2 separate regions of the Homo sapiens genome follow, and region 2 is linked to region 1. Evidence: chromatin contacts called from ENCODE Hi-C or POLR2A ChIA-PET data. All regions are on one chromosome and are shown on one strand. The core of a region is the stretch at or near the end of the contact, and the rest is flanking DNA. Distances in the headings are between cores, read along the strand shown. Region 1 has its middle 31 kb from the start of RESF1. Region 2 overlaps AMN1 (antagonist of mitotic exit network 1 homolog).

What was found. A loop is a pair of places that touch in the nucleus more often than their neighbours do. ChIA-PET counts read pairs that join two places held with the same protein, here RNA polymerase II (POLR2A). Pooled maps may share reads with other maps.
Region 2: a loop to region 1 is called in a pooled map, with 4 times the contacts of the local background. The contact joins two enhancer-like sites. A Hi-C loop is called at or near these places in 1 of 168 maps with a recorded cell type or tissue (HepG2) and 7 of 50 pooled maps. POLR2A ChIA-PET finds 5 or more read pairs at or near these places in 6 of 52 experiments (B cell, CD4-positive, alpha-beta T cell, GM10248 and 3 more).

What each region holds. Positions count from the first base shown.
Region 1 is chr12:31,926,882-31,929,974 of GRCh38, reverse strand. No RefSeq gene overlaps it. Among named protein-coding and RNA genes, the nearest start is that of RESF1, 31 kb to the left of the region's middle. Within about 2 kb of position 1,339, at least 3 of the 41 ENCODE cell types and tissues checked have a DNase peak (open chromatin) inside an H3K27ac peak, as active enhancers do.
Region 2 is chr12:31,680,976-31,684,293 of GRCh38, reverse strand. The region is part of intron 6 of AMN1 (antagonist of mitotic exit network 1 homolog); the gene reads left to right. Among named protein-coding and RNA genes, the nearest start is that of ETFBKMT, 23 kb to the right of the region's middle. RefSeq lists a silencer at 1,758-1,847. Within about 2 kb of position 1,978, at least 4 of the 41 ENCODE cell types and tissues checked have a DNase peak (open chromatin) inside an H3K27ac peak, as active enhancers do.

The DNA.
Region 1 (3,093 bases), core at 90-2,589:
CGGGTTGACATCTGGGGCGAGTCAAGGTAACATAGACAGTCCTTGAAACGATTTATTTTAAGGAGGAGGGTCTGGAGCAACTCTTAGGACCAAACCGTAGGTAAGATAAAGTAGAAGTAATTGCTCTGGTGCCAGGATCCTCCTTAAGTAAATTTAGGAGACATTTCTTAATCACCCTGGTACGAGGACCCTCACGGATTAGGTAGATTTAGAGGGCATTTTTGGCCTCTGACCTTCTAGTTGAAGCAAAATTAATTACTGATAAACTTAGGCAAATGTGATACTGCACGTAGGCATGTAGTCCAAACATGTATGAGCATGGGAAGAATTGTAATACCTTGAGTTGGTCTGGCGAATAATCTCTGATCTTCTCCCTGTATCCAGTTACAGAAATAAACTCCCTTCTTTCCCAGTCCATCTGCATCTCATTATTGGGCTGTGAGAACATACAGCCAGGCCTGGTTCGGTTCGGGAACATCTCCACCAAAATTTTTTTTTTTAATTAGCTGAGTGTGGTGGTGCTAGCCTGTGGTCCCAGCTACACAAGAGGCTAAGGCGGGAGGATAGCTTGAACCCTGGAGGTCGAAGCTGCTGTGAGCCATGATCATGTCACTGCACTCCAGCCTGGGTGACAGAGCCTAAAAGCAGGGCATAAATTTCCCATTGAGGAAGGTGCTTCCCCACCCACCCAGTACCAGGGAGAGAAGAGTGATTTTTACCAAAGATGGGAATTAACACCAAGATGAATTTGCATAAACAGATCTTTCTAAAATAGCCCTTATCTTCCATTAATTCCCCCATGTTTCCTACTCAGTGCCCCACAATTAGTTCCTTGAAGCTCAAACCCTCTTTCCTTTGTTAAAAAGGTACATAAAACCGCAAGTCTAACTACTTCTTTCCTGAGAACTCTTTTGCATGCAAATATTAATAAAAATGGTGTGCCTTTTCTCCTGTTACTATGTCTTTTATTAGTTTAATTTGCAGGCCCTCAGTTACAAAACATAAGAGGGTTGAGGAAAATTTTTCCTCTCTGACATGTTTCAGTTAAAAAGGAACCAGCCTGACCAACATGGTGAAACCCCGTCTCTACTAAAAATACAGAAATTAGCCCGGTGTGGTGGTGCATGCCTGTAATCCCAGCTACTCAGGAGGCTGAGGCAGGAGAATCGCCTGAACCCAGGAGGAGGAGAATCGCCTGAACCCAGGAGGCAGAGGTTGCAGTGAGCTGAGATCCTGCCACCGCACTCCAGCCTGGGCAACAAGAGCGAAACTCCGTCTCAAAACAAAACAAAACAAAACCAGCTGAAGAAGTTCCTTTGATTAACAGCACAGCACGGAAATGTTAGCTCTCCTTAGCCAAACCTTGAAAGATACTCTTATTTAATCACAGTTTTAAATGTTAGCTTGCTTACCTTAAAAAAAAAAAAAAGCCAGAAGTCAGATATTCATGATGTGAGATAAAATTCTTAAGTGTGGAGGGAACAAAAACTACAACCTTTTGTAAAAGTCACAAAAGGCCAATCTATTGTATCACATATCCTCAAAGAAGAGTCAGGGCATGCTGAAACATGCTGTGTTTTGTTTTTACTAACATTTTCCTTATTACAAAAATGTTACATTCTCATTAGATAAGAATACTTAAAAAAATAAAATATTATCAATATAATTAATGCACTGGTGTTTTTCCTCCTATAACTTTTCTGTGCATAGTTTTCCCTTTCTTTAATTACATGTTATAATGTAATCCTTATAAACATAATTTTAATGATTGAATATGTTTCCAAGGAAAAGAAATATAGTTTACTAAACCATTTCTCTAGTCGTGGACAAAGAGTTGATGGAGACATTTATTGTGTGTGTGCTTTTACATTGACATTTTAAAAACAAGAACTTCTGAAAAATACAAAAGTACAAAAAGTTGCAAAAATTCAATTTCCTACTTTCCTCCCCAGAAATAACCACTGTTTAATTTTATTTTGTGCATATCTTTCCAGACCTTTGTCTTTGAACATACATTCATATTGAAAGGCAAAATCCTTACACAAATTTGCTAAATTAGTTATAAGATTGCTTAACTTTCTCAGGGCAATAAAGACCTGGAACATTTGGAATTAATGTCTCTATCAGGTGGCAAAAGCATCCTAACAATGTATCAATGTTTACAGATTAATTTCTAATCTTATAGAGCAGTAGTGCAGTAGTTTTTCTGTACCTTCGTCAGATGTTGGTTCTTGTCGGCTCTTCATATTTGTGGGTTTTACATTTGAGGATTCAACCAACTGCAGATCAAAATATTTTTAAAAAAGTAGTTGGGGGCGGTGGCTCACGCCTGTGATCCCAGAACTTTGGGAGAACAAGATGGGGGAGGATCATTTGAGCCCAGGAGATTGAGACCAGCCTGAGTACATGGGGAGACTCCATGTCTACAGAAAATAAAAAAATTAGCCAGGCACTGTGGTGTGTGCCTGTGGGACACAGCTACTTGGGAGGTTGTGGTGGGAGGGTCGCTTGAGCCTGAGCAGTTAAGGCTGCAGTGAGCCGGGATCATGCCACTGCAAAACTGCACTCCAGCCTGGGTGACAGAGCAAGACCCTGTCTCAAAAAAACAAAAAACAGGCTAGGCGAGGTGGCTCATGCCTGTGATCCCAGCACTTCGGGAGGCTGAGGCGGGCAGATCACCTGAGGTCGGGAGTTCGAGACCAGCCTGACCAACATGGGGAAACCCTGTCTCTACTGAAAATACAAAAAATTGGCGGGGTGCAGTGGCTCACGCCTGTAATCCCAGCATTTTGGGAGGCCGAGGTGGGTGGATCACGAGGTCAGGAGTTCGAGACCAGACTGGCCAATATGGTGAAACCCTGTCTCTACTAAAAATACAAAAATTAGTCGGGCGTGGTGGCACTCGCCTGTAGTCCCAGCTACTCGGGAGGCTGAGGCAGAAGAATCACTTGAACCTGGGAGGCAGAGGTTGCAGTGAGCCGAGATTGTGCTACTGCACTCCTGCCTGGGCAACAAGAGCAAAACTGTCTCAAAAAAACCAAAAACAAAACAAAAAAAGAGGCCTAGCACAGTGGTGTGGAGTTCCAGCTACTC
Region 2 (3,318 bases), core at 729-3,228, 250 kb after region 1:
ATACCCCAAAACTCAGCAAGTGGTAATTTCTTATGGGTTGTTGCAATGTGGAACTTGAAAACATATCAATGAACTTTGCGTACATTTTGTTATGATGCACTTTTCATACATTTGTGTTATGATGCACTAGTCTGTCTTGAATTTTGAGTTGATCTTTACCAATGCATGATTTTGTAACATCATGCATTGGCAGTTCGGAAAATATTGGTTCTCTGAGTTATATAGATCTTTTAAATATTGACACATTTTATTATCCAAAACAAAAATCAGTTGTTAACATAATAACTGATGTCATTAGAAAGGTCCTGGATAGCTTTCAAGATCACAGTGGCAGCTACGAGGCTTCCAAAATTCACTTGAAAGCTAAAGCTTTATCACTGACAACAAATTCTGTCATTTGTTTTCTTTGAAATGACAGCCTCATTTCTTCTATTTTCATGAAATAGTCTGCCAAGTACTCAAATAAGAATAACCTTACACTGTAGTCATTGTATTAGTCCGTTTTCACACTGCTGATACAGACATACCCAAGACTGGGTAACTTATAAAGAAAAAGAGGTTTAATGGACTCACAGTTCCACGTGGCTGGGGAAGCCTCACAATCATGGCTGAAGGCGAAAGGCACGTCTTACAGGGTGGCAGGCAAGAGAGAATGAGAGCCAAGAGAAGGGGTTTCCCCTTTTAAAACCATCAGATCTCATGAGACTTATTTACTATCATAAGAACAGCACAGGAAAGACTTGCCCCCATGATTCAATTACCTCCCACCGGGTCCCTCTCACGACACATGGGAATTGTGGGAGCTACAATTCAAGATGAGATTTGGGTGGCGACACAGTCAAACCATATCAATCATTCTTTTAAAAAGTAAAAATGGTGTTCCATGAGAAAAGTAACTAGTTCAGTTCACAACCCTGAAAGGGTCTCAGACTACAGAATATGCAGACTACACTTTGGGAACCACTGCTTTATGGTAAAGAAAAATTATCAGTCAACTTCAACATTTGCAGCAAGAATAGCATATCATTTTCTGGCCAGGTGTGGTAGCTCACGCCTGTAGTCCTGCACTTTGGGAGGCCAAGGCAGGCAGATCACTTGAGATTAGGAGTTTGAGACCAGCCTGGCCAATATGGTGAAACCCCCTCTCTACTAAAAATACAAAAATTAGCTGGGCATGGTGGCGCACGCCTGTAATCCCAGCTACTCTGATGGCTGACGCATGAGGATCACTTGAGCCTGGGGGGCAGAGGTTGCAATTAGCCAAGATTGTGCCACTGCACTCCAGCCTGAGTGACAAGGTGAGACACTGTCTCAAAAAAAAAAAAAAAAAGAATAGCATACCCCTTTCAAATCACTTCTTATATTTTTGTGTGGCTGCCAGAAGTAGTGGAAGTAGACATTGAAATGGCAGGAGTTCAAAATATTTGGAATAAAAATATTTTTGATCTGGAAGATCACAGTTGGTAAATGCTGGACTAGGTGTTACCGTTACATGATCTAAAAATGACCTTTGGGGCCCTGTGTTGTTTACTTCTTCACAGCAACCAGGACTGTTAGCTCAAAAGCCCATCATCACCAAATCAAATGTTTACACATCCAATTGTTTAAGTATAGCCTAAATAACCAAATTATTAGCCATCTATCTAGAGCCCACCTGCTTTACATACCCTGCAAACTACACTCAACGTCTACTATCCATAGATAAAAACCCCAGGCTATAAAAGACCCCAAATCACTGCTGCCCTTTGGAGCTCTGTAACCCAGAGACACCCCCCCACCCGCCCCGCCGATCTTGCTGCTAAACAACGTCATGACACATACACCCTCTCTCTAGTCCTCCAGGAATTCTCTTACCCTCCCCCTTCTGAGTAGTGGCCGCCCTACACTGTCGCTGCCTTTGGAAGGTCTCATGCTGTGAGGGACTTCCCGGCATACAAACCTGTCAAAGCGCTGTCCAAAGAGAGCTTGTTGTGTCCCACTGCCACCTTGTGGTCACATCTTTTTCTTTGTTCTGCCCTGAAATCCTTCAGATTCACTGCAGTTACATGGTGTGCCATAACATAAAACAAAAAGTGTTTATATGTCCAAAAAGTTTGTGAAGGGCAACATGCCACTATTATGAATGTTAATTTGTCAAAGGCTCTGAGAAATACTATAGCTAAGAAACTGTTTAACTTCGTTTGTCCAAGCATTTCCAAATTTCTAGCACAGAACACTTTTTTGATTACCCTAGCCAACTCCATCACATTTTAAAATGTTATTTTTCTGATCCCTGATTTCACAGAATAGGAAAGTGAGATATTGAAATGTTATTTGTGTCAGGGTGCGGTGGCTCATGCCTGTAATCCCAGCACTTTGGGAGGCCAAGGTGGGTGGATCGCTTGAATGCAGGAGTTTGACACCAGCCTGGGCAACATAGAGAAACCCTGCTTCTATAAAAAATTGTTTTAATTAGCTGGGCATGGTGGTGCACACCTATAGTCCCAGCTACTCGGGAGGCTGAGGTGGGAGGATCGCTTGAGGCCCCAGGGGTTTGAAATCAGCCTGCACAACATTAACTGAGACTTGCTGTCTAATAAAATAATAATAGTGCTAAGACTAAAACTAAAATCTTAAGATACAGTAAAACGAACGCTGATCCCATCCACGCCATCTCTCCAGAACATCGAATAAATCACTTAACTCTTATGGATCTCGACTTTGCCTTGTGCATAATGGCCAATTATCATAACATTGAGAGATCTAATATTAATAATAATGCAAGAGGCCGGGCATGGTGGCTCACGCCTGTAATCCCAGAACTTTGGGAGGCCGAGGCAGGTGGATCACCTGAGGTCAGGACTATGAGACCAGCCTGACCAACATGGTGAAACCCTGTCTCTACTAAAAATACAAAAATTAGCCAGGCATGATGATGTATGCCTGTAATTCCAGCTACTCAGGAGGCTAAGGCAGGAGAATTGCTTGAACGCAGGAGGCAGAGGTTGCAGTGAGCCAAGGTCATGCCACTATACTCCAGCCTGAGCAACAAGAGCGAAACTTCGTCTCAAAAAAAATAAATAAAAATAATAATGCAAGAGTTCATACAATATATTCTACCTTGAGTCATCACATCAAAAAAAATAAATTTTTTAAATAGTTCATATAAAATGGCTTTTATTAATAAACTAAAGAGAAAAAAGCTGAAGAAATTTTAACTACCCAGATCACTTCTACTCTTCCCACTTAACCATCAGTACCCCTAAATCTTCTATAATGATATATTTTTGCTAACATCATTGAATGGAAGTAAAGTGGGCTAACATGTTCACCTTATAT